Regions from separate parts of the Homo sapiens genome. Here all the other regions are linked to region 2. The links are chromatin loops, found by intact Hi-C in ENCODE. Cell type or tissue: endothelial cell of umbilical vein. All regions are shown on one strand. Each heading gives the region's core, and the rest is flanking DNA. Links, peaks and the distances in the headings are about the cores only.

Region 1 (8,153 bases), core at 1,639-6,638, 140 kb after region 2:
TTGTTTACTGGCCACAGCACTGCTTTCAGGAAGGTCTTAGTGGAGATCCCTGGACTGAGAACTGCAGCCTGGGAGGAGAGGGGATGACTGAGCAGGGGAGCAGCTGTGGAAAGCTGGGTGTTCTGCAGATGCATCCCACAAGCTTGGGTTGGTATCCTCACCAGAAGTATGACCTGAGGCCCTATTGTGTGCCAGCACCTATGCTGGGCACTTGGACATGAATCCTCCCTGTGAGGAGCTCACATTCCATCTGGGACAACAAATGAGGAGATGACAGTGTCCTGCAGTGAGTATGAAGGAGCAGTTTGCATGCAACTAAGTCACCTGATCCTAATAGCACCTCTTTGAGGGAGGCACTATTATTAGCCCCATTTTACAAATGAGGAACCTTTAGGCCACATGGTAATAAGTGACAGAGCCTCAGCTAGGACACAGCTTTGGCTAATTCCAAGTCTTGGCTCTTAAATCCTGCTCTATCCTTGGTATAAAATGATAGCTAATGCTGTGGTGTTGTAAGCAGTGAGTATTGGGCACTGTCCCACAATATAGGCTCGGGGGGGCAGGTTCAGATTTTGCCCTTTTCATACAGTCCCACTGTAGTTGTTTGTTAGGGAAATGGGCAAATTGCCCTTGTCTTAGGTGGGGAAGCTATAGGTGGAGGCAAAGCAGAACTATAGGTGCTCCTGTCACCTGGATTCAGGTATCACCAGGGCTGTGGGACCCTCATGCAAAAAGCTCTTTGTTCTGCAGCCTTGTGCTTATCTACCCCATCCAAAGGCTGTGTAAAAATGACTCCATTTTTCTTTGGCTTTGTGCAGATTCTTCTATCAGGTCACTTAGCTTTCCACTGGCAGATAAATCACTCGTAATTTGAGTGTTAAGCCCCATGGTGCCTGGCACATGACAGCTGCAAAAAACGTCACCCCGCTCCCCAACATCATTGCCTCTAGCTTTGAGGTTGATGAAGCAGCCACAGGTGGGCAGATGGTGCTTAGGTATTAGGGAAAACTGCTTGCAAATCTCGGTATTTAACCTCTGTCCTTCTCCAGTGAGGCAGCCTCAGTCAGAAAGGCCTGTGAAGGGGCAGGCTGGGTATTCACTCCCCCATGTGATGGAGGTTAATAAGATCAGAGTTTATTTAGAATCAGAAGCAGGAGATGAGCTTCTAGGGGGAAATGAGCAGCAGGGCTGGGCTGGGCTGGGGCAGGTGCAGGGCCCTGGGATCTCAGGCTGTTTATGTAGAGATGGGTAAACAGAAGATGCACCTGAACCTCACTGCTCACTTTTACTGCCATCCACCCTGCTTCCTGCAGAGAAGGGCCTACCAGGCCCATTCTGAGCATGGATTTGTGCATCTCAAGCCTGTCCCCAGTGACTGGCTTGCCCAGGCTGGTTCTGCAGGACACCTGCACCTTGCTTCCAGTGCTAGACTTCTTTAATTGGGAGGTTCTTTGCAAAGTAAGTCCTATTTTCCTTTCACTGAAGTTATTTCAAAAAGTCTCCATTTCTATTTATCCCCCTGTATTTATTTTGCACCTGGTATCTGCCTCGTGCTGAGGATATGATGATGGATAAGACAAATCTAGTCCCCGTCCTCCAACCCTACATTGTCTCCTGACAGCTCTAGGACAGTAAGGATTCTTAACTTTTGTATACAGGTGAGGTAGCTGAAGCTTTTAGAGCAGGTTGGTCATTTACCCAAGGTGATGCAGAGCTGTGATTCCAGTCCAGGTCTGTCTTCAGGTTCTATGCCCTTAACCATCAAGCTGAACTGTGACTCAGTACAGTAAATTTCTGGTAGAGCTTCTCAGGCTGCAGTTTGTTTCTTGGCCTCCGCACTCCGGACTTATGGATGTGTAAGCCAATATTTACAAGTTCTGAGTGGGGTCACTTCTTAGCAGTGTCTTGTGTAGAGCATAAAATCCTTTTGTAAAGAAATGAGGTGCATTTAATGCATGTCTGTGGTGTGAGTTTTTGGTATCCCTGGACCTATTTTATTCTGTTGGGGACATACTTGTATTGGGGAGGGAGAGCTAGGTAGGTACTTACAGGGCAGATGCCCATCTCAAATTATGAACTTTGGAAGGCAAGGTCTGGATCTTATTCATCCTTGATCTCCCATACTCAGCCTGATACTGGCACAAAGATGTGCTCCGTACGTGTTCATGTGGTGAAGGAGGATTGATTACTGTCATGAGGGCCTCTGAGGCTGAATAACCTCATGAAAAAGTGTGTCCCCTTTGGAGTCAAACTAACCTAGGGTTGAGTTGAGCCTTGCCACCTTTTGACAGTATAGCCTGGCAAGTGATTTAATCTTCCTGAGTCTCAGTTTCCCCACTTGAGGGTTGTGGGAATTAAATTAGTGCTAAGTCAGGAGCTTAGTACAATGCCTGCCCATGTTAAGCCACGGGTTGCAAACTGTGGCCCTCAGGCCAAATCTGCCCTGTCTGTCTGTTTTTATAGAGGTTTATTTGAAGGCAACCATGCTCATTCTTTCATGTATTATCTATAGCTGTCTTTGCACTACAATGGCAGAGTTGAGGAGAGGTCATATGGCTCACAAAGTGGAGAATATTTACTACCTGGCCCTTTACATTAAAAGTTTGCTGGCCGGGCGCGGTGGCTCATGCCTATAATCTCAGCGCTTTGGGAGGCTGAGGTGGGTGGATTGCAAGGTCAGGAGATCGAGACCATCCTGGCTAACATGGTGAAACCCTGTCTCTACTAAAAAAAAAGAAATTAGCCGGGCGTGGTGGCGGGCGCCTGTAGTTCCAGCTACTTGGGAGGCTGAGGCAGGAGAATGGTGTGAACCTGGGAGGAGGAGCTTGCCGTGAGTGGAGATCATGCCACTGCACTCCAGCCTGGGCAACAGAGCGAGACTCTGTCTCAAAAAAAAAAAAAAAAAGGTTGCTGACGTCTGTGTTAAGTCCTTAATAAATGGTAAACTGCAGTGGTTATTACAATTATTGTCATTATCTATAATTTCACCACCCCCCTTCTAACCCTTAAATAAGTCACTTTTAAAGCAGTGACCTTCTTCTGTACTTTTGAGTTTTGGGAGGAACTTCTCAATGCTTGATGAACATGTTTGTGCTTCTCTTGGTTTTGGTCTTGATGGCTCTGAAGATTTGGGTGGAATTCCTTCCCAGCCTTTTTCTTCTGGTCTCTTGATCCCTCGTAGTTTTGGATCTGTCCTCAAAAGGTGGCATTTCTTCCACCTCCATCTCTGAACAGCTCGCCTTACTGAGTGGCTGGGGCTGAGAGGAACACTTAAGGGGGAAGCTCGCTGTAAAATCATTGTGTTTGAGGGTCCCTCATGCTTCTGGGAAATTGGGAGAGGCAGGAGCTCCTAAACTCTGGGAACATGAACTCACCCAGAGTCTTGACTTCTTTCCCGAGTCTCTCTGCCCTGTTTTTATAGGTGAAAACCTCCTAAAATGTGAGGACAAGTTTTTTTCTCAGTAATTTGCTTTTTAAAAATGTAATCTTATTTCTGAATCATAAATGTAATATACGCAATTTGTGGAAACATGGGAAATGAAGACAACGGCAACAAGTCATCCAAATCTTACCACCCAGATGACCACTATTAGCATTTTTTAGCATATTTCCTTCCAGATTCCTAATCGTGTGTAAATGTTTACATAATTGAAATCACATTGTTTAAATAATTTTATTTCCTGCATTTTTACTTATGCCATAAAGCATTTCCTCTAGTGTCTGATATTCTTTAAAACCATAATTTTTATCTATGCACGTACACATGCTTCCACCCACCCATGCATCCACTCACTCAACAGATATTTCCTTAGTGCCTCTTATATCCCAGACCCTGTTAGGTGACTCTGATACAGTGGTGAGTAAATTAGACCTTATCTCTCCCATTACAGAGCTCACAGTCTAGTAGGGCATATAGAGAGATAATTAATCATTATAACATTGTCATAGCTCAGGCTGCTATAACAAAATACCATAGACTGGGTGGCTTAAACAAAAGACACTTATTTCTCACAGTTCTGGAGGCTAGAAGGTTCAAGGTCAAGGTGCTGGCAGATTCAGTTCTTGGTGAGGCCCACTTGCTGACTTGCAGATGGCTAACTTCTCTCTGTATCCTCACGTAGAGAAGAGAGGAGACTCTGGGGTCTCTTCCTCTTATAAGGACACAAATCCCTTAATGGGGCAGCACCCTCATGACCTCATCTAAACCTAATTACCTCCCGAACACTTCACCTCCAAATATCATCACACTGGGGGCTAGGGTTCTTTTTCAACATGTGAATTTAGGAGGGAACCCAAACATTCAATCCATAACAGACATCATATGATAATGCCCTAATGGGAAGTAGAGGATATGTAGAAACATGTACAGAAGGGACCCATCAATTCACTTGAAGTGTTGAGTGAAGGCTTCCCAGAGGAAGCCAGTCCCAGTCTCTGAGTCATCTCTTTGGAGGAAGTTTGAGAAACCCTGATCTACCAGCTTTCTTTGGGATGGTAGACAGTCTTCTGAGAAATGTGCACCTAAATGAGATGGAAGGAAAAGAAATTAGTAGTTACTGTGAGTGGTGGAACCCCAAATATCACTGTGCTGTATTATTATCAAGACTATCTTCCTAAAATAAAGCCCTTTAGAAATAAAGTGAGGCACTGCAGAGATCAAAGTGCGCAGACTCATTTGGAAATGCTGGACTTATTCCTGAAATAGGAGGCAATGTTCCAGAGAGAATCACCTCCATTGACTTAAGGGTGCATCCTAGGAAGGGTATATTTGGAAGTACTCTTGCCTTTTGAAGGTTCAGCAGCACTGTTGTGAGATCCCGGATCCTGTCTGCCTTCTGGCGACTTTAGGGATGCTCAAGGTCCATGTGGGTCCAGATGACTGTTGGATTAATGTGGACAAGACTGTGTGCCTTTGTAAGATGTGAGGTGACACAACATTTTAGCAAGGGCAAAACTCAAACCAACACTCTTCCCAAGTTCTGAGCACACAATGCCTGCCTTCTTCCTTTTGCCTTGTTACCTGTGTGTTTGTTTTTATGTGTTTCCCATGAGGAATGACACAGGGAGAGATGGCTGGTGTGGCAAACTGATTGCATGTTGGATCTTGCATGTTTATGTTTGACAGCTGACCTGGGCTTAGACTTGTGCATCTGCAACAAGAGACTAATGGCACCAATTGCTCTTGGTCTTAAATCCTCTCTGAGTGGTTGAAATAGAAGTTGGCCCTCTTAATTACTTGGGTGATCAGGAGATGGAATTGGTCAGGGACACCCTTGTGGGGATTTAGTAGTACATTTGTCACCACGAGGGTCTCTGAAGTTGCTTCAGGACAAATCTGTGGACCACAGCCATCTCCCAGCAGTGGATAGGTAACCCACATAGATGTGCAAGTGATGTAGAGAAAGCTCCACGCTATATTATGTCCATCCTAGAGGAAAAAAAATCCAGTTCAGGAAATGTATCTGCCTATGTATTTCTTCTTGACTTTTTATCTTTATCCAATTTGGGCAAGCATATACAAATGCTGACTGCATTTGCTCCTTAGTATGGACTGCAGTGCTTTATAAAAAAGTAAAAATGACTTTTCATTAGCAAAGGCCTGCAAGCAAGGCAGAAACTAACACAATTTGCATTTCTTTACCTTTGTAAAATGTGAGAGTTAGCACTATCCTGCAGGGTTGGCTGTTAGGATTAAATTAGAGAGCACATGTGCTAACCTACTGTCTGCCCTGTCGTAGATACTCAATAAATGGAAGCTATTATTTTTATTGATATAATAGCTAATTTTGATTCAGGATTCAACATGCTTTACATGTGTTAACTCTCTTAATTGATTTTGTATGCTCTGGATCAAACATATTTTGGTGTTTAATCAGAGAGGGAGGTGATAATGAGAATGCCTTGTATCTTGCTCACCTTCCCGTGGGCAATTGCTTTCCTAGTGACGAACAGCCAGAGAGGGGTCTTATAACCAAATGAGAGTATCATGCAAATTTCTAGTTCAATCCCTAGATTGCTTTCTAAGATACAGTCATATTACTGTGAAATGATCCAAAGTTTTATTCTTAAGAGGGTCTTGTGCCCCAGTTAGAGGGAGAATTCTTACTTCATATGGACATGATGCTCAAAAGATTGCTCCTAATATAGGTCTTATTTCACAGACTCCCCAGTGGGCTCGATTTATTTAGACTCCCTTTGAGGCTAACTGGCTGTGATAGACAATTTTTAGCCTTCATCCCAGAAATGATGCCTTAAGAAGCTGTGCTCTGTTCTATACTGCAGGCTTTGTGATGAGTTCATACTTTCAGTACCATCCAAAAGTGCCTATTAAATTGGAGTTCAGGGTACCTAGAGTCTTGACTTGATCATGTAAGTCTTGAAATTTTGTCCAGGAGGCATAGAAAAACCCTTCAAAGTTTTGAGTGTTTAATCTGTTTGGACAGAGTCTTAGGGGTTAGCCAAAGAATATCAAACTCTGATATAAACAGTTTTCAAAAACCAACAGAAAATGTCTCTTAGATGCACAGCCACCTGGAACATTCCAGGTTTGCAGGAAACTGCTGAAGACCTGTTGGATAGGTTCAATTTCTTGTCATGGTTGGTGGAAAGATACGGCTGTCTGGGGAGATATTACAGAGGGAGGAAGTTTATCTCCCCCTTCCCCTTCCTCTTCCCCTTCCCCTCCACCTTCCCCTCTTCCTTCCCCCACTCCTCCACCTCCTCCCTTCTGTCTCTCCTTTCCCTCCTTCCATCCTCCCCTCCCCTCCCCTCCCCTCCCCTTCCCTCCCTCCCTCCCTCCTTTCTTTCTTTCCTCCTTCCTTCCTTCCTTCCTTCCTTCCTTCCTTTCCGTCATGAAGGTAATAAGAGCCAAACGTGTTGTACAGATCAGGGGTAAGAGATGCCCTGGGTCAAGGCTGTGTCCTCTTCTGGGAGTTGGGCAGTGGTGTTGGATGAACATCACCTGTTGGGGATGCTTGGCAGGTATGAAGGATGGTGGAGTGATTTTTTGGCCTTGGGAAAGTGACTGATTTGTTCAGTCATTGCTCAGTGATGTGTCTCATGGACACATAGCAGCCACAAAACACCTTTACTCTACTCCTCCTCCCTAAGCAGGCTAGTTGCATCACTTGGTGCTTTCTGACTTCTGCATAGAAAAACCTTCAGGATTTGCAGTGACTGGTACAGTCCTCAGGAAGGAAATGGGACTCCAGAAGTCCTTGTCAGAAGGCAAATTTCTGGTCTTTTTTTTTCTCATTTGTGTCTCAGGGTGAAGTGAGCCTGGCAATGATTTCTTGATTCCTAGGAAGATCCATAAGGTTTAAATGGAATGGTACCTTAGGGTAATGATATTTTATTCTGATGAAAGGTGGATTATTAACAGAAGGTAAGAAGAGGGAATTATAAGGGTTCCAATTATTCTGCTGTGACAGAATGAGAGAAGTTCCATTTCCTTCCAACTTCACAAAGATTGTATGAGAATCATTTGTCACAAATGGAAACACACTGATCTCTTTAAAGGAAATATGTAGTCTATATTCAGCTTGTCCCAGCAGTACAAGCTGGGTTGCATCATGATCCTTAAAGCATTTGTGTACACTCACCTGCTTGCCGTTCCCCATATGTGCATGTGGGTGTAACATGTCTGCCTGGCAACTCCTACTCGTTCTTATAGACCCAGTCAGGCATCTCTTTCTCTGCGTAGCCTTCCCTGACCCTCTCCTTCCACAAGCAGAGCTGATCATGAGCTCCTTTATATTCCCACTGACCTTGAACATGTATTTATTCCACTTCTCATTCCCACATCCCCCAATGCCTCACCCTGTGCCTAGAACAAAGTGTGCATCAGGGCTAATTTGTTTTGTAGTGGTTTGTTTGCATGAGCACCTACCCTTCTGGTCTGTGAACTCCCTAACAACAGAGAACATGTTCTACTCACCCCTTTGTCCTTAGTGCCTGAATCATAATTATAGATGTTCAATTATGATTAGCTGAATGGATGGAGTTAGCACGGTGGCCTAAGAAGAGGATGGACTAGTGTAAGATAGCAAACTCCATGAGTGGTCCTCTTGTTGGATTCTGTTGTAAGCTCTGATACCCTGTTCAGGGGAGTTTCTATAGGGAAGATGGAGCCATGGGAGAGCAGAAACCAGTTC
Region 2 (8,153 bases), core at 1,632-6,631:
AGAGTAGAAGGATGGTTACCAGAGGCCAGGAAGGGTAGTGGAGGGTTGCAGGGAGGGTGGGGATGGTTAATGGGTCCAAAAAAAACAGAAAGAATGAATAAGACATAGTATTTGATAGCACAACAGGGTGACTATAGTCAATAAGTTAATTGTACATTTAAAAATAACTAAAAGAATGTAATTGGATGGTTTGTAACACAAAGGATAAACACTTGAGGGGATGGATATCCAATTCTACGTGATGTGATCATTATGCATTGCATGCCTGTATCAAACATCTCATGTACCCCCTAAATACAAACACCCACTATGTACCCACAAAAATTTTAAAAAGAGAAGGCTCTCTTAAAAAAAGATTGCTCTCACCTGAGTGGATAATGGGTTGCAAGGGAAAGGAAAGAAGGAAACCAGCCAAGAAGCACCGTCGTTCTTCACGTGAGAAGTGATGGTCTTGTGGACTCAGGAGTATCTGTGGAAGTGGGGTGAAGTGGGTGGCTCCAGGGGGTGTTCGAAAGTGGGATGGACCCCCTTTGCTGATGGATGGGAGGTGAGGGGCGAGGAGATGGATGAACTGGAGATGACTTGTGGGGTTCTGACTTAAGCAGCCATGTGGATGCGGATACATTCACTCTAACAGGGATGAAAGGAGAACACAGAGGCATGGAGGACATCCAGACTTCTGTTTTGGCCTGGTCACAGATCTGACGTGCCCGTGGGGCATTGAGGAGATGTAAAGTATGAAGCTGGAGGTACAGTCAGAAGTCATTGGAATTTCTGGGCTGGAAATGTACCTGGAGGATCTCAGCATAGGACTGGACTTGGGCACCTGGGGAAAGGGTTTTGGGGGAGAGAAGAGGGATAGGTCTGAGCCCTAAGAAGCACTGGAATGTCAGCAGGAATGATGGGGGGAGCAGGAAAGCCAGGAGGGTTGGAGCCACGGGAGCCAAAAGAAACTGCTCAGAGGCCACACTGGGGAGGATCGAGGGTACCCACTGGATCTGGTGACTTGGAGGAGGCTGCTGATGGTGACAAGTCATTTCAGTTAGTGAGGATGAAAGGCAGATTGGAGTGGGTTGAAGAATGAGTTGGAGGTGAGGAGGCAAAAGTGACATTTAGGGACAACTCCTTGGAGAGATCTTGCTGTCACACTGGGCAGATAAATGGGGAAGTGCTGCTTACTTGGGTTTCTATGAACATAAGAAACAGTCTCTTCATCATTTCTAAACCTCTCTCCCACTCTGATGCACCCACCCACAGCATTCCATGATAAAATAAACCGTGGATGATGTGCAGTCCCCAACATAGTAGCTGTGACTCCATTCCTTTTTCTCCCTTTTGAGAAAGTTTCTAGGAATGCAAATCAGGCAGAGTAATGTTGGGAAAACCACAGATCTGCTGACTTCCACACATTCAACTATTATATGTAACCAAATTATTTGTAGCGCAACTTATTATTGATCACACCATACATTATTGTTGGCATGCTGGCTGAGATGTGTTGTTGTTCCAGACATGGTTGGGTGGCATTCATTCATTAAATCATTCATTCATTTATCAAATTTTTTTGAGCACTAACAATGTGTCAACTCTGGGCACTGGGAGAAGTGGTGAACAAGACAAAGATAGCCTCTGCCCTCAGGAGCTCTAGCCAGGTGGGGAGGCAGACATAGAGTAAGTGATATCAGTTGAGCTTACAGCCAGAGAAGCACTGTGTTCTCAAAGACAGCATCACTGCAGGTGCTGGCCTGGTCCACAGGTGTAGCAAGAGTCTCTGAAGAAGTGAGGATGAATAAGCAGAGAGCAGAATTAATGAGACTTGTGCTGGGACTGGGTATGGACAGCAGCCCAGGCAGAAGTGAATACCCAGGAGTGGAGGGAGCCCATTTCCACTGGGGTCAGGGCCAGCCCGTCCAGAAGGTCAGAGGAGGAGAGAGTGGGGTGAGAGGCGGGGTCCAGATGTGCGGGGCCTGGGGGCTCCAGCCAGGAGATTGGTCTTTATCAGGAAAGCATTGTGAAGAATTTTGTGTTGAGGGGAGAGGGGTGATGGGATGGTCAGACTTGTTCTGAAAGAGCGCTCAGGTGTCTGGGGAATGGGGTGTAGTTGTACAGAGAAAGGTGACAGGCCAGTATCACTTGTATACAGGCAGGGGAAGACATTAAGTCCCTTCCAGCCCTATTTCACCAAACATTGCTGGTATTTGGAAACGGGGTGGGGGATGGGGCAGGACCAGACTTCTGCTTCTCAGTGTTCTGTCCCTGTAGCCTGATCTGTTTTTCCTCTCTCCCCTCCCTCCCATCTAGGGGAACTCAACAGGTTAGTGCTGGGGCCGGTTCTCAAGGGGCAGGACAGTGGTAAGCATGGCATAGGGCATGGGAGTGCAGAGATGCAGGTGGGTGCATGACTTGGGATGGGCAGTGCAGATATTCACTTATCCAGGGAATGGCAGGACGGTGGTTATCAAACTTTGCCATGCATAAAAAACGCCTCGGGAGCTCATTAAAAGTGCAGACTTGGAAGCTTTCCTAAGGAATGCTGACTCAGCAAGTGGGGCGGTGGGGCAGGAATCATTTTTAGGAAGTTCGCTTCTCTCTCCACCCAGGTGATTTTGATCTAGATAACCCGACGGCCTTCCTTTTGAGAATGCCTCCATGCTGGCCTGCGTCTTGGCCTCATATCCTCAGTCCCCTCTTCTGTCTCGCACCAGCCTGGGCCTGAAAGCTGATTTTAGCCCTGCATTAAGATGTGAATGACCCAGGACATAGGCGTGGGCAAGGACTTCATGTCCAAAACACCAAAAGCAATGGCAACAAAAGCCAAAATTGACAAATGGGATCTAATTAAACTAAAGAGCTTCTGCACAGCAAAAGAAACTACCATCAGAGTGAACAGGCAACCTACAACATGGGAGAAAATTTTCGCAACCTACTCATCTGACAAAGGGCTAATATCCAGAATCTACAATGAACTCAAACAAATTTACAAGAAAAAAACAAACAACCCCATCAAAAAGTGGGCGAAGGACATGAACAGACACTTCTCAAAAGAAGACATTTATGCAGCCAAAAAATACATGAAAAAATGCTCATCATCACTGGCCATCAGAGCAATGCAAATCAAAACCACTATGAGATATCATCTCACACCAGTTAGAATGGCAATCATTAAAAAGTCAGGAAACAACAGGTGCTGGAGAGGATGTGGAGAAATAGGAACACTTTTACACTGTTGGTGGGACTGTAAACTAGTTCAACCATTGTGGAAGTCAGTGTGGCGATTCCTCAGGGATCTAGAACTAGAAATACCATTTGACCCAGCCATCCCATTACTGGGTATATACCCAAAGGACTATAAATCATGCTGCTATAAAGCCACATGCACACGTATGTGTATTGCGGCATTATTCACAATAGCAAAGACTTGGAACCAACCCAAATGTCCATCAATGATAGACTGGATTAAGAAAATGTGGCACATATACACCATGGAATACTATGCAGCCATAAAAAAGGATGAGTTCATGTCCTTTGTAGGGACGTGGATGAAATTGGAAACCATCATTCTCAGTAAACTATCGCAAGAACAAAAAACCAAACACCGCATATTCTCACTCATAGGTGGGAATTGAACAATGAGATCACATGGACACAGGAAGGGGAATATCACACTCTGGGGACTGTGGTGGGGTGGGGGGAGTGGGGAGGGATAGCATTGGGAGATATACCTAATGCTAGATGACGAGTTAGTGGGTGCAGCGCACCAGCATGGCACATGTATACATATGTAACTAACCTGCACAATGTGCACATGTACCCTAAAACTTAAAGTATAATTAAAAAAAAAAATAGAAGTAAATTAAAAAAAAAAAAAAAAAAAAAAAAGATGTGAATGACCACGTTCCGGGCTGGGGCGGCCGGGCTGTCGGGCAGGCAGCGCGCGGCCACCAGGGGGCGCCAGAGCCTTGGCTCGCGCGCTCGGCCTCCTCCGCCCGCGGACGCCGCGCCCGAGCCAGCGAGCGAGCAGAGCACATCGCTGCGGGCTCACAAAGCGGCCAGACGCTCGGCGGCGGCGTGTGGCAGGAGCGCAGGGGCGCGAGCCGGCGATCAGCCTTCCCGGCGACCGTGCCGCGGGAGCTCGAGCAACTCGGACTAGGGGACCCGGGCCGGCCCCCAAGGTACGTGCCCAGAGGAACCCCGCGCCCCAACTTGGAGTAGTTGGGACCTCCCCGCGGCCGCCTAGGGGGCTGGCAGGGTCAGGGCCTGGGGTTACCTCCGCGCGCCTTTCTTACCCCCGAGACCTCAGGGCGCTCAAGGGAGACCTTTCCCTTAGCTGTCGCCGGGGACCCCCAGCTGCTGGCAGCCCCCACCCCGCTTGCCGGAGCTCGGGTGCTGCTGGAGCCCTGTTCTCCCCTCTCCTGCCCCAAAGCCGTGTGCACCGCACCGTCTGTGGGAGTGCGGCGTGCGGACCCGGGCTCCCCGCTTCTGGGGAGGGGTACCAAGCCCCTGATAGGAGGGCGGCATCTGTGGGGCACTCGGAGAATAGACGAGACGGGTCCCCTGTAGTTGGACGGCAGCCTCGGATTCGTGACGCAGCCTCCTCGTTCGTAGATGAGTCCCCCATTCGTGAGAGGGGTCCCTGGGTCTAGAGGCGCGACAGGCGCCCCAGGTGCGCGAGCGCTGCCCGTGCCCGCCGCGGGGTCCCCGCCTCCGGGCTGGGGCGCTGGGACGCCTGGGTGCCCGGGGCTCGCGGCCGCCCGCCCTCTTCGCTCATCGCCCTGCGCGCCCTGCCCCGCAGATGCCGGCGATCGCGGTGTTGGCGGCGGCCGCCGCGGCGTGGTGCTTCCTCCAAGTCGAGAGCCGGCACCTGGACGCGCTCGCCGGAGGCGCGGGCCCCAACCACGGCAATTTCCTAGACAATGACCAGTGGCTGAGCACCGTCTCCCAGTACGACCGGGACAAGTACTGGAACCGCTTTCGAGACGTGAGTACCGGCGCCACCCGGCCCTGGGGGGCGCGGAGCCTCTCGGAGGGGACCCCTGAAGCGGGGTTGGGGTGTGTGTGTGTGTGTGTGTGTGTGTGTGTGTGTGGTTGGGAGGGGGACAGGTGGGCATCTCCCGCGGGGGCTGGTCGGTCCCAGCTTCCTGGGTGCGGTCTTGCCTGAAAGGAACTTTAAAGAGAACTTCGAAGGCTCCATGCGCTTGCCTGTTACCTGTGGCCCAGGTGTGTGTATTCGTAGGGCTGCGGGAGGTGACTGCACTAAAATACAGCACAGATCACCAGTAGCTGTGGAGAAAGAGGTTCTCTGAGCTTCCGACTTCTCCTAACCGTGATGGTAGACTTTCCCTAGCTCCGGAGAAAACCTCCCCGGGGCAGCGGTGGCGTGGACCATCTCTGGGGTGTGTCAGGAGAATCCCTACTGGAGAGGTTGGGTCTGGGAGTGGTCCAAGCTATTTATGGGGGAGCTATTTATGGGAGTCAGGTGTTGCATGTGTGTGTGTGTGTGTGTTGAGGGAGGCGGTCATGGCAATGGGCCTGATAAAATACAGGGGAGGTGGGGTGGTTTGACCCTCGGAATCTTGAAACAGGAACAACTAGCCCGTGCAGTTGGTCCCCTGCCCTGAAAGGGACCCTGGGTGGCAGAGCATTGCTCCTCCGTGGGAGCCCTGGGAGTGGAGAAAGTTACTCCCGGACACGCAGAAACACACTTGCGGCCTGTTTCTGCCTCAAGGCTGGCTGCCACTCCCCAGGTGTGCCCCAGGGATGTGGGGCAAGAGGCATCTGGTGCAGTCTTTCCAGCAGATGGCATCTCCTCTGTTCTGTGGGAGCGTCTGCCAGCTTCTTCAAGGACTGCCCCAGCTGGCCAGGGCCATGCCCTTCTAGGGGACTTGGGAGTACCATGTTTTATGGTACTTAACATTAGGAATTCCTGTTTCTGAGAAGCCTTAAATATTGTAAAAGTGCCCAAGGCATAACAGTAAAAAAGAGAAAAGCTTTAATGTTCAAAGGCACTGTTTCTTTTTGTTTGTTTCTGATCAGTTTTAGGTGTTAAACTAATATTTTTAGCAGCATGTATTTTTTAAATATGATAATTTGACCTATACCACAGACCCCCTTTGTTAATGTCCCCGGGCATGGTTTACAGACTCTTTGAGGTGGGATATGTATGGGGATCAGCTTCCTCCACTGGACTCCTCTAAGCTCTGCTCTCAGTATCTGCAGGCCTTGCAGGGAGAGGGAATTTGAGACATTGAATGAATCCCAGATGTTTCCATACACTTTTTAAAGAGCACCCTCTCCAGATCCCTGTCCAGAGGAGATGCACTCATAGCTTTGTGTGGGGGTTTATCACTCTCCTCTCTGTTCCTCCTCTTCTTTTTTCTAGTTGATGTTGGACTGCTTCTCTTGGAAAGGGGATTTCAAACACTTTCAATGAATAGCCACAGCTATTTGGGGCCTTTTATCGAAATTGTAATTTCATTAAAATTTTTAATTGATACATAATAACTACTAGGGTCTTTTGCAGTAGATATGCCCCTCACTTTCCTCCCCTACCCCAGTGAGATTCCTGCCATTCATTGCCCCATTCCTGACCTGCTCTGTTAACTGCTTAGATCTGAGAATCCTTCATTGATTACCTTTCCCTATGGCTGAAAAATGTGCCCAAACCATGAAGGATTCACCTGGGGCAGAGATAATTTTGCTTTTTGTTTTGTTTTGTTTTTACTTTTCTATGGCTATCTTTTAGATAGAGTTGAAGAGCAGGGCAGTTGCTTGACTTTGCTAGAGGTGGAAGAATTGAGCCAGGATTAGAAGTGAAGGGCCACCTCTGGAGATAGATGCCTTGGTGCTCCTGGCAGCTGGATTGAGTTGAAAACACTTGTGCTTTTTTGGATCTTTGGGTTATGGAAAGGTTTACTGTGCTTTCATGCCTGTTCAAGATTTTCTAGTCTCAGTGTATCATAAGCATGATATTCTGAATTCCTGCTTAGCTTTAAATTTTTTAAAATTGGGCTTCTGTTCATTTCCCATCTTTATTATGGATGGTGGTGACATTTTTAGATCTTTGGAACAGTGTGTTTCCAAACCTGACTGAGGATGAAGCTCACCTGAAGTGCTTGTTAAATTATAGCATCCATGGTCCTACCCTGGAGAATCTGACTTTACATTTCTGGGGTGAGTGCAGGGAATCCATATTTTAAGCAAACATACTAGGTTATTCTAATGTTTAGGAAATACTGCCTTTAGATAGTATAAAAATGTCCAAGACATAACAAAAAGAAAAGCTTTTATGTCCCAATACACTATTTTTTTTTGTTTTTGTTTTTGGAGCGGTTTTAGACATTAAACTAATATTTTTAGCAGCATATATTTAAAAAATGATAATTTAATCCAGCATGCCATTAAAACATCTAAAAATGTTCAAAAAAATCCCAAACTTCTTCATTCATCACCCATTTTATGTGCTGTATGGAGTCACCTGACACTAACAGTGGCTCAGACATAATTTAATGTCATTAACCTCTTTAAAGTGTTGTGGAACTCAGACCAGACACTCTTTTAGGGCAAGTCCCTGGAATAATCACAAAGCCTGAGCCTGGGAACAGAGGGTAAGAATTTGCTTTCTACAGAAACCTACTATTCAGTGGACAATCGATAAAGCCTCAGCTAATCTTGCAGTTGCTCAGCCAGCCTAATCATTTTCATTGAGCCAAGCCTTGCTTGAGGTTGACAAAGCCTCAGCTTCTTTGCTGTTTCTTTGTTTTGTTGAAGCTACTGATAACTTTGAAAGGCTGTGTCCCACAATTATTGTTATGATGCATGTCAATTTTTGGAACTCATTGTGAAAGAAAACTTCTTGCCTTCCTCCTGACTTGTCTCTTTGTTGGACTTGGGGGAGAGATTCAGATGTGATTTTTGAAACTTGGAAACTGAAAACTAAGGGCTGCTCTTAGAGAGTTGATTGTAGCCCTTGGGTGTTGTTACAGGGTCAACTTTGAAATGAATATGACAGTGGGGTGCGTGTTCCATATCCCTTGACTACTGGGTGTGCTGTGACATTGCCAGAGGTGACCTGGCAACCTCTACTTATCATTTTGAAAAGTGTCCTATTGCTCTAGATGTATAAATACTTCCTATCCCCTTCTTTTTAGAAGTAA
Region 3 (8,153 bases), core at 1,639-6,638, 1.2 Mb after region 2:
TTGTGAGAATTACCAAAATATGACATAGAGACCAAAAGTGAGCACGTTATTGGGAAAATGGTATCAATAGACTTTCCCAACACAAGGTTGCCACAAACCTTTAATTTGAAAAAAACACAGTCTCTGTGAAGCACAATAAAGCAAAGTGCAATAAAACAAGGTATGCCGGTAATTTAAAATAATTTAAATAGTAATAATTTAGTAATCAGTAAATGTGAAGGTATAGAATAGCATTATTCAATAGAAATACAGGGCAAGCAACAACCATGAGCTATATAATTTTAAATGTTCTAAAAGCCATATTATAAAGACAAATAGGTGAAATTAACAACATACTTAACCTATCATATCCAAAATATTAATCACTGCAACATGTAACTGATGCAAAAAATTATTAATGAGATACTTTACATTCTTTTTTCATAGTAAGTGTTTGAAATCTGGTGTGTACCTTACATTTACAGCACATCTCAAACTAGACACATTTCAAGTGCTCAGTATCCACATATGATTGGTGGCTATGGTATTGGACAGTACAGGTCTAGAAGGATACTCATCAACTATTAGCTCAGGCTACCTCACAGGGATGGCTTAGAGCAGCGGTCCCCAACCCCTGGGCCGCCAACTGGTACCAGTCTGTGGCCTGTTAGGAATCGAGCTGAACAGCAGGAGGTAAGCGGTGGGCAAGCCAGCATTACTTCCTGAGCTCCAGCTCCTGTCAGATCAGCAGCGGCATTAGATTCTCATAGGAGCCTAAACCCTATTGTAAATTATGCATGTGAGGGATCTAGGTTGCCATCCTATGAGAATCTCATGGCTGATGATCTGAGGTGGAACAGTTTCATCTGGAAACTATCCCACCCTCCACCCCCACTCCAACCCCACCCTGTGTTAAATTGTCTTCCATGAAACTGGTCCCTGGTGCCAAAAGGGCTGCTGGCTTAGAGGAAGGCTGGGGAAACTAGTAACATTTTGTTTATATACTTCTATATTGTTTAGTATGTAACAATGAGGACATATATCTTTAAAATCCAATAAGTTATGAAAGAGTAAGAAAAAATCTAATAACCCTAAATTAATGCTCATGACACAGAAATACAGAAGCATTCTAATCTGGGATTTAAAAACAAAACAAAACAAAACAAAAAACTGGGTTCTATGTCCAAAAAAAACCATAGTTCTAGGTTCTTGGGGCATTTCTGTAGAATTTGGGGCATGGAGTGGGGGGACCTTCAGAAAGCCCTTTACAATTCCTGGACCTCAGTTTCCCTATATTTAATTTAGGACTAATTGATTCTTTAAGTTCTTAAAGTTCTTAAAGTGTATAAATGTCAGCAACTGTATTTCTCCTATATTCCCTCCAAGAATCTATCAACGAATGAAAACTCTCTCCTCACTTGCAGAGACAGTGTGTTCGTAAGCACAAGGCCAAGTCTCTGAGTCTCCTGGGTCTAAATCTGCCTTTGAAAACACGTTTCTGTCTGCCTCTGGCTATCGACGGTCCCAGCTCCAAAGAGCTGATATTTACATTTGTACTCTGGTTCCCTCCATGACCTCATGCGGTCACAAATGCCAAGAGAAACGAAAAGTGAGCCTGGCCTTCTCCTTCTCCCACAGGAATGATTTGGTCCGAATGCAAGGAAATCTGGGAGGAGGGGCCACGGGAGTACGTGCTGCACTTGTGGAACCTGCTAGATTTCGGGATGCTGTCCATCTTCGTGGCCTCCTTCACAGCACGCTTCATGGCCTTCCTGAAGGCCACGGAGGCACAGCTGTACGTGGACCAGCACGTGCAGGACGACACGCTGCACAATGTCTCGCTTCCGCCGGAAGTGGCATACTTCACCTACGGTGAGTCGGAGAGTGCTTCCCCTACTCCATTTTGGCGCTTCCGGGACGTGGGCCTGGTGCTTCACTGTGGCTGGTGAACTTGTAACGCTATTTGTAATCAAGTGGCCCATGATTTGTAACACAGCCGACTTTGGCAGTTCCACTGTCAGTGCAGAGCATCCTTTCCACCTCAAAAAAACCCTTGGTCCTGGAAGTGTAGCCAGCAGAATAGAACGTGGAATTAGTGACTTTGAGAAATGAATCTTTTTGTGTTAAGGGTGAATTTGTTTCTGAAAGGCCCTTGGGAACATTTCTGTAGTTTGTTTGTTTTTAAGAAACGTCTTGTTTCTGATGTGCATCCAGGAGCGCTAAAGGGATATGTATATGCGGAAGAATTTTCCTTCTATATTGGATCCCTGTGTTTTGTGCAAAAATAAATCCTGCTTTCCTAGTTATTGCTTGGTGGCAAGATACATTCTTAGAAGATACCTTAATTACCTTAATTCTTGCAAAATGCAAAGGCTTACAGTTTGATGTAGTAGATTGAGACTTTAGGAATACTAATAATAGTTATAACATATGTTTATTGAGAACCTACTATGTGCCAGGAATTGTGTAGACATTTTATACACACAATTCTAATTCTTGCAAATAGCCCGGCAAAAAAGGGTCCTTCTTTTGTCCCTATTTTAAACATGAAGAATCAGGTTTTTATAGCAGGGCTTATAATGTTTCCAGAAAATACAGGATTGCCTTGTATAGCAGGGAATCCTGGCCTGACATGATTTGAAAATCATGCTGAATAGCATAGTGGTTATGTCCCCAAGCTTTGGAGTAGAAGAGACCTGGATTCAAATCCTAGTTCGGTAGTTTACTGTGAGATCTTGTTTACTTAACTTTTCTGAGCTCTTTTTTCTCATATGTAAAACAGAGATAATAATACCTACATCAAAAAGTTTGTTTTGAGGGCTGAATAAAATAGTGTATGTGAAGCGCTTTGCACTCTGCTGTGAAAATAGTAAATGCTCACTTAATGGTAGCAGCTATTATCTGCTTACTTATTTTAAAATAAGTTATGTCTTACTACTACCTTTTGGGTCATTTTCTTGTTCAAACACTGTAATTTCTGTACTGAAACAGAAAGATGTTGAAAGTTGAAGGAACAGTAGATACTTGTTAACAGTAAAAAGCAGCTGGACACTTAGTAGGCAATTGCTAATGGTAGCTACAACATCTTGAAGGGATTGAGTGTTGAATGTCCCTGTTACATGAAGCCAGATGGCTCCGGGACCACAGAATCTTTATGGTAAGATACAACAATGATTCTGTGGTCAGGTACAACAATGATCTGCAGAGGGTTGTTCGCTTAACGCAAAAGTTGAGTAACTGCCCGTTTTCAGTGTAGATTATGTTACATGTAAATGTGGTAGGGAAATCTCCATTGAGAAATGGAGAGTCTTGTAGTATTACAAGTCATCCACCCACCCACCCTCTGCCATTTTGGGGTTTGGCAAATTCAGACTTTCTTAAAGCAAAATAGCTTGGATATTATCCTCTGTCTTGTTAGGGTTCATCAAGGAAGGAAGAGAGAATATTGATGCTGCATTATGTACTTTTCTTAATGCCAGGATTCAGGCTGCAGTATTGTCCACTTCTGACTTCTGTTGCTTTATGGGTTGTATTAAGGTCTCACCCAACCCAAAGCATAGTACGTTATTGCTCTTGTATTTGCGGTTCACGCTGTGCCCTTGGAAATCCTTTGGATTTCTGGCTTAACTTGTGCTCCAGTTACAGGGCAGGAGAGCCCTCTTGTGGCCAGCTGGACGGTGGCTCCTTCCAACCTCTACAGCACCAAATGCGCAGATAACAATTTTTCAGGTTGTGATAGGGCAATTTTTCTCTTGGAAATAGCTCTAAGGAGAAAACCCCTTTGTCCAAATCATCACAGTGCTGTTCATTCTACACTCATCACAACTCTTTACAAGTCAGTTGAAATATAATATTTTTCAATATAAGTCCTGACCTAGTCACCAGGATCTGACAACAGCTAAATCTATCTGAGTAGATTATAAGAGTGTCTTGTTATTGTGACTGAGGTTTAAGATGGTGAGCTAGAGGCCGCAGAAAAAAAGAATTCCTTTTTGCCTTCTGTTTAACGGGAGAAGTTATGTCTTATTTTATCTTATCCAAATATTTATCCATAGAAGATGACAGATATATTGGAAAACATGTAATTTATTCTGCTTACTAGTCTTTCATGGTTTTTTGAGGTATGACCTTGATGAGAACATAGAATCTGTAATGTTATTATATTTCCAAATGCAATTTAGAATCACTCCATGAAACTTTGTGGCCTGGCTTCCTTTACTAAAGGTTTCTTACTGCTCTCTATTATTATAATTATTTAACAGAGTCTAGTTTTGAAAATAAAGAATAAAAGCCTTCCTCTTCAATCTCCCTTGGAATGCCACGAATTGCTATGTAATATCCTTGCTATCTGCATTTACCGGTCTCTGAAAAGGACCCCATACCCTAAATCCAATCTTAAAAATGGCAATAATGATATCTACTCTACAGGGCTGTTGTGAAAATTACAGCTAATGTAAGTGTAAGTGCTAATTTAGGTTTCTCAATGCTTCTCAATTAATATTTCACTCAGCATTTCTCAATAGGGACACTATTAGCTTTTCCAGCAGGGCAGTTTTCATTGTACAGATCTGTCTGGAGCATTGCAGGACATTAGCATCCCAGTAGTACTCCTATTCAGTCACTTTGACAACCAGAGACACCGCCACACATCCTCCATGAGAGAAGTGCTGCCCTCACTTGAGAATCACTGACATGTAATAGACAGCTGATTCGTGATAGGTGCTGCTCCTTGTACCATTAGAACTGCAATAGGAACACTTTGCAGGTTTGCTCTGCAGCAGAAATACCCATAGGAGAGCTCAGGCCCTTGTGGTCACAGTGACCACAAGCAGAGCCTTCCCAGCTCAGGATCAGTCCTAGGACCCTTGCCTACCTGGAACAGGGCTGTCGTGGCAAACCTGCCTGACTGGTCACCACTTTGGGGCCTTAGCTTAATCAAGGAGCAATATCCCAGCACACAGTACCTGAGGAACAAAACCCAAGAGTATTTTTTCAGGCAAGATCCTTTAGATTCCTGGTCCCCATGTGAGCTTATTTGTTCTGACCTGTGTCTGGTCTAAACTTGTGGTTAAAAGTCTATTCAGTCATTTGACAAACACTTATCTGTACCTGCTGTGTGCCAGACCCTGTGCTGAGCACTTTACATGTATGATTTCATTTCATCCTCTCCACAGTCCTGTGAAATGGATATTATCCATAATTTAGAGAGGAGGAAAATAAAGCTCAAAAGGTTAGTTAGTTGTCTCTCAGAGTCATGTGGCCAGTAGGTGGATGGGCCACATTCAGCCTCAGGGATGTCTGACTCCCAAGTCCATGCTCTTGCCCATCTTATTCCTCGCGCTGCCTCCCCAGTGAGTGGGACAGCTCCTGAGCATGGAGCTAAACACTGGTGAGGGAGACAGAATAGCAAGTGGCCTGGTGAGTGCCAAGACATGGAGGGTGTACAGGATACAATGAGAGCACAGACGGAAACTGGGAACCTGCCCAGCCCGTGGTGGGGGTAAGGGGGATCACAGAAGGCTTCCTGAAAGAGGTGATGCCTGAGCAGAGTCTTAGAGGAGGATTAGGAATGAATCATACTTCGAAGTGAGAGAAGAGTGTTCCAGGCAGATGGTCCAGCACATTCCAAGAGGGAGGGTGGCAACTTCTGGATATTGGGATTAATTTAAGGACAAGGACAAGAATGGCAAATGATGCAGTTGGAGACCTCTAAAGATGCCTAACTGGTTTCTCTTCTAGAATAGATCCTGTGGCCTCGTGAGTAACCCAGATTGTTTTCTTTTAGCCAGGGACAAGTGGTGGCCTTCAGACCCTCAGATCATATCGGAAGGGCTCTACGCGATAGCCGTCGTGCTGAGCTTCTCTCGCATTGCATACATTCTGCCAGCCAACGAGAGTTTTGGGCCCCTGCAGATCTCGCTAGGGAGAACTGTGAAAGATATCTTCAAGTTCATGGTCATTTTCATCATGGTATTTGTGGCCTTCATGATTGGGATGTTCAACCTGTACTCTTACTACCGAGGTGCCAAATACAACCCAGCGTTTACAACGTGAGTATCTGAGAGCTTTCCCCTGAGGTTCTCCCTGGGCTTCCTGGGAATCCTTGGGAGTCTCCTGAAGGTGGCTTCTTGCAGAGACTGCTGTTTCCTTGCTATCTCTCAAGGTTAAAGGCAACTTTATTCAAGGGTGGTTTAGAGTTCAGGTTCTGGAGTTGAACAGATGAGTTGAGTTAAATCCTCACTTTGCCACTTACATTTCGTGTGACCAGAGCATGTTCCCATTTAGAAAAAAAAAAATCACATGTAGGAATGCTACGTTTTCTAGGATTTGACATTCTCAGCAATCAGGAATTATTTCATAAATGGAAATTTCATAAATGGAAAGACCACTACTAAAAACAGAATGCCATTAATATAATGTTGTCTTTTGTTTCCAAAGTTGATAGACTAGAGTGATGTGAAAATAATAATAAAAGCGAGATATTTTGTGGTGGTAAACTTTGGGGGTAAAGTTAGGACTGCAATCCATGAGTTATCTCAGGGTAAACAATGCAGCAGCAAGCATGCTGGCGAGTATTCTTGGGGCCAAGGGGAAATGGGTTAACATCTCTGATACTTCATTTTCTTGTTTTTAAAATGGTGATAATAATAGTACCTTCTTCATAGAGATTGTGCAAGGATTCAGTGAGATGATGTAACTCACGTAGTAAACTCAATATGTGGTAAAAAAAATTATTCTTACTGTTATTATTGTCTTAGCCTGTGTTGCCTAGAAAACAGAACTCTGGGTAAAAGTTGCATGCTAACACTTTATTAGAGTGAGGGAGTTGCAATCTAAGGGAAATAAAACTGAAGGAAAAAGGAAAGTGAAGAATGGGAAGAGGGGAAGCAAGTACAAAGTGCTGCTGCATGAGAGGTGTGTGAAGTGAAGATGGGGAAAGCAAATCCAGGCAGCTCCCTGGCCACTGCCCACCAGAATACACAGCATGGGCATGATGGACCTCTCCAGGGGGACTATCTGGAAAGACCACATCTCAGAATAGCCCATCAGGCTGAGAATAGAGAATTTATCATCCAGATCAGTCCCATCTGCTGTCTCTCATTAGTCACTCCATAGGACGTTAACTCACCTACACTTCCAGGGAAGCCCTGGGGAAGCCATATCCACACAGCATGGGAGGCAGGTCTGCGAGTGGTTGCAGGTCACTGCTCTCCATGCCTGGCTGGGCAAGCCAGGTCTTGTGTGTGGACACCCAGCAAGTCCTGCAGCATCATGTGCCTCTGCAGCAGGAAGGAAAGCCCATGTGAGAGAGGCAGGAGGCATGCAGCCTGAGCATGAGGCAAGACACTGAAATTGGGGTCCAGAAGTAGCTGCTAGGGGTGCTCCAGAAAGCAGGCAGAGTAACACAATGGCATGCACATCCCCCACCGTGGAAGTGGTGATGGAGCTCTCTAAGCCTGTGTCCACAAAGATCCAAAGCTCCTCCCCTGGGGATGGGCACGGGGCAGGATGCCAGATAGTCTCCTGGAGGGCCAGCCATCGGTAGCACCGAGAAGGGTCTAGTGGAAGAGTGTGGAAGACCTGAATATACTTCCTGACACAGGCATATACTGGCCGGTGAACTTAAGTCATTTGATTTATCTGAGCCTCTGTGTCCTCGTCTATAAAATGAAAATAAGGTTTCCCACCTTATTCACAAATACCTTTATGGATAAATGAGGATGTTTACATAAAGTGCCTGAAACACAGAAGTGTTTCCAGTCCATGTCCTGCCCCAGACCCACTCAGTTCCAGAACTTCTCCTTGCCTTCACCAAGCTCTTGGCCAAAGTCTTGAAAGGAGGATAGTCAGGTTTTCAGCCTTGTGGAATCCCAGCACAGCAGCCAGGATCAATGGGGCTAAGCACTTCCTGACACTTGTCCCCAGGAAGCCCTGAGTGGCCTAGAATGTCAGTTTTCCAGCTAGTAGAAATGGCTCTGATCCCTGCCCCTCAGACTCCCTGAGCAATTTCCAGGTTGCAGCAGGGCCTCATCTTACTCTTCTGGAGAAATCACCCATTAAGGTAAGATACTTGTCTCTGAGAACCAAGTACAATGAATTCTGTGCCACTTAGCTCAGAATTATGGACTGCGCTGCCCCACCCAGCTGAAACTACCTAAAAGAGTGGGACTCTG

The links. A loop is a pair of places that touch in the nucleus more often than their neighbours do. Peaks named below come from ENCODE experiments on the same cell type or tissue, not always from the same donor. Only the 100,000 strongest peaks of a DNase experiment are listed, where the experiment ranks them.
Region 1: a loop joins it to region 2, with 5 times the contacts of the local background. A loop is called at or near these places in 4 of 110 quality-filtered maps.
Region 3: it touches region 2 in a loop (39-fold over the local background); 4 of 110 quality-filtered maps call a loop at or near these places.

The regions. Positions count from the first base shown.
Region 1 is chr5:137,357,083-137,365,235 of GRCh38, reverse strand. The region is part of intron 2 of SPOCK1 (SPARC (osteonectin), cwcv and kazal like domains proteoglycan 1); the gene reads left to right. Among named protein-coding and RNA genes, the nearest start is that of SPOCK1, 140 kb to the left of the region's middle. In endothelial cell of umbilical vein, for the core only: no CTCF peak of the experiment used is centred there; DNase peaks (open chromatin) are centred at 3,775 and 4,405; H3K27ac peaks cover 3,213 bases.
Region 2 is chr5:137,495,198-137,503,350 of GRCh38, reverse strand. It overlaps SPOCK1 (SPARC (osteonectin), cwcv and kazal like domains proteoglycan 1), which reads left to right and starts at 4,025. Exons shown (of 11, transcript NM_004598.4): 1 at 4,025-4,172; 2 at 4,793-4,978. The coding sequence starts at 4,793. RefSeq lists a silencer at 3,855-4,074. In endothelial cell of umbilical vein, for the core only: a CTCF peak has its summit at 3,945 (motif pointing right); a DNase peak (open chromatin) is centred at 3,990; H3K4me3 peaks cover 1,856 bases; H3K27ac peaks cover 1,377 bases.
Region 3 is chr5:136,245,347-136,253,499 of GRCh38, reverse strand. TRPC7 (transient receptor potential cation channel subfamily C member 7) reads left to right here. Exons shown (of 12, transcript NM_020389.3): 6 at 1,618-1,851; 7 at 5,765-6,029. All of the region lies in intron 1 of TRPC7-AS2 (TRPC7 antisense RNA 2), which reads right to left. Among named protein-coding and RNA genes, the nearest start is that of TRPC7-AS2, 23 kb to the right of the region's middle. RefSeq lists a silencer at 1,913-2,113 and an enhancer at 1,796-2,296. In endothelial cell of umbilical vein, for the core only: a CTCF peak has its summit at 3,624 (motif pointing left); a DNase peak (open chromatin) is centred at 3,629; H3K27me3 peaks cover 532 bases.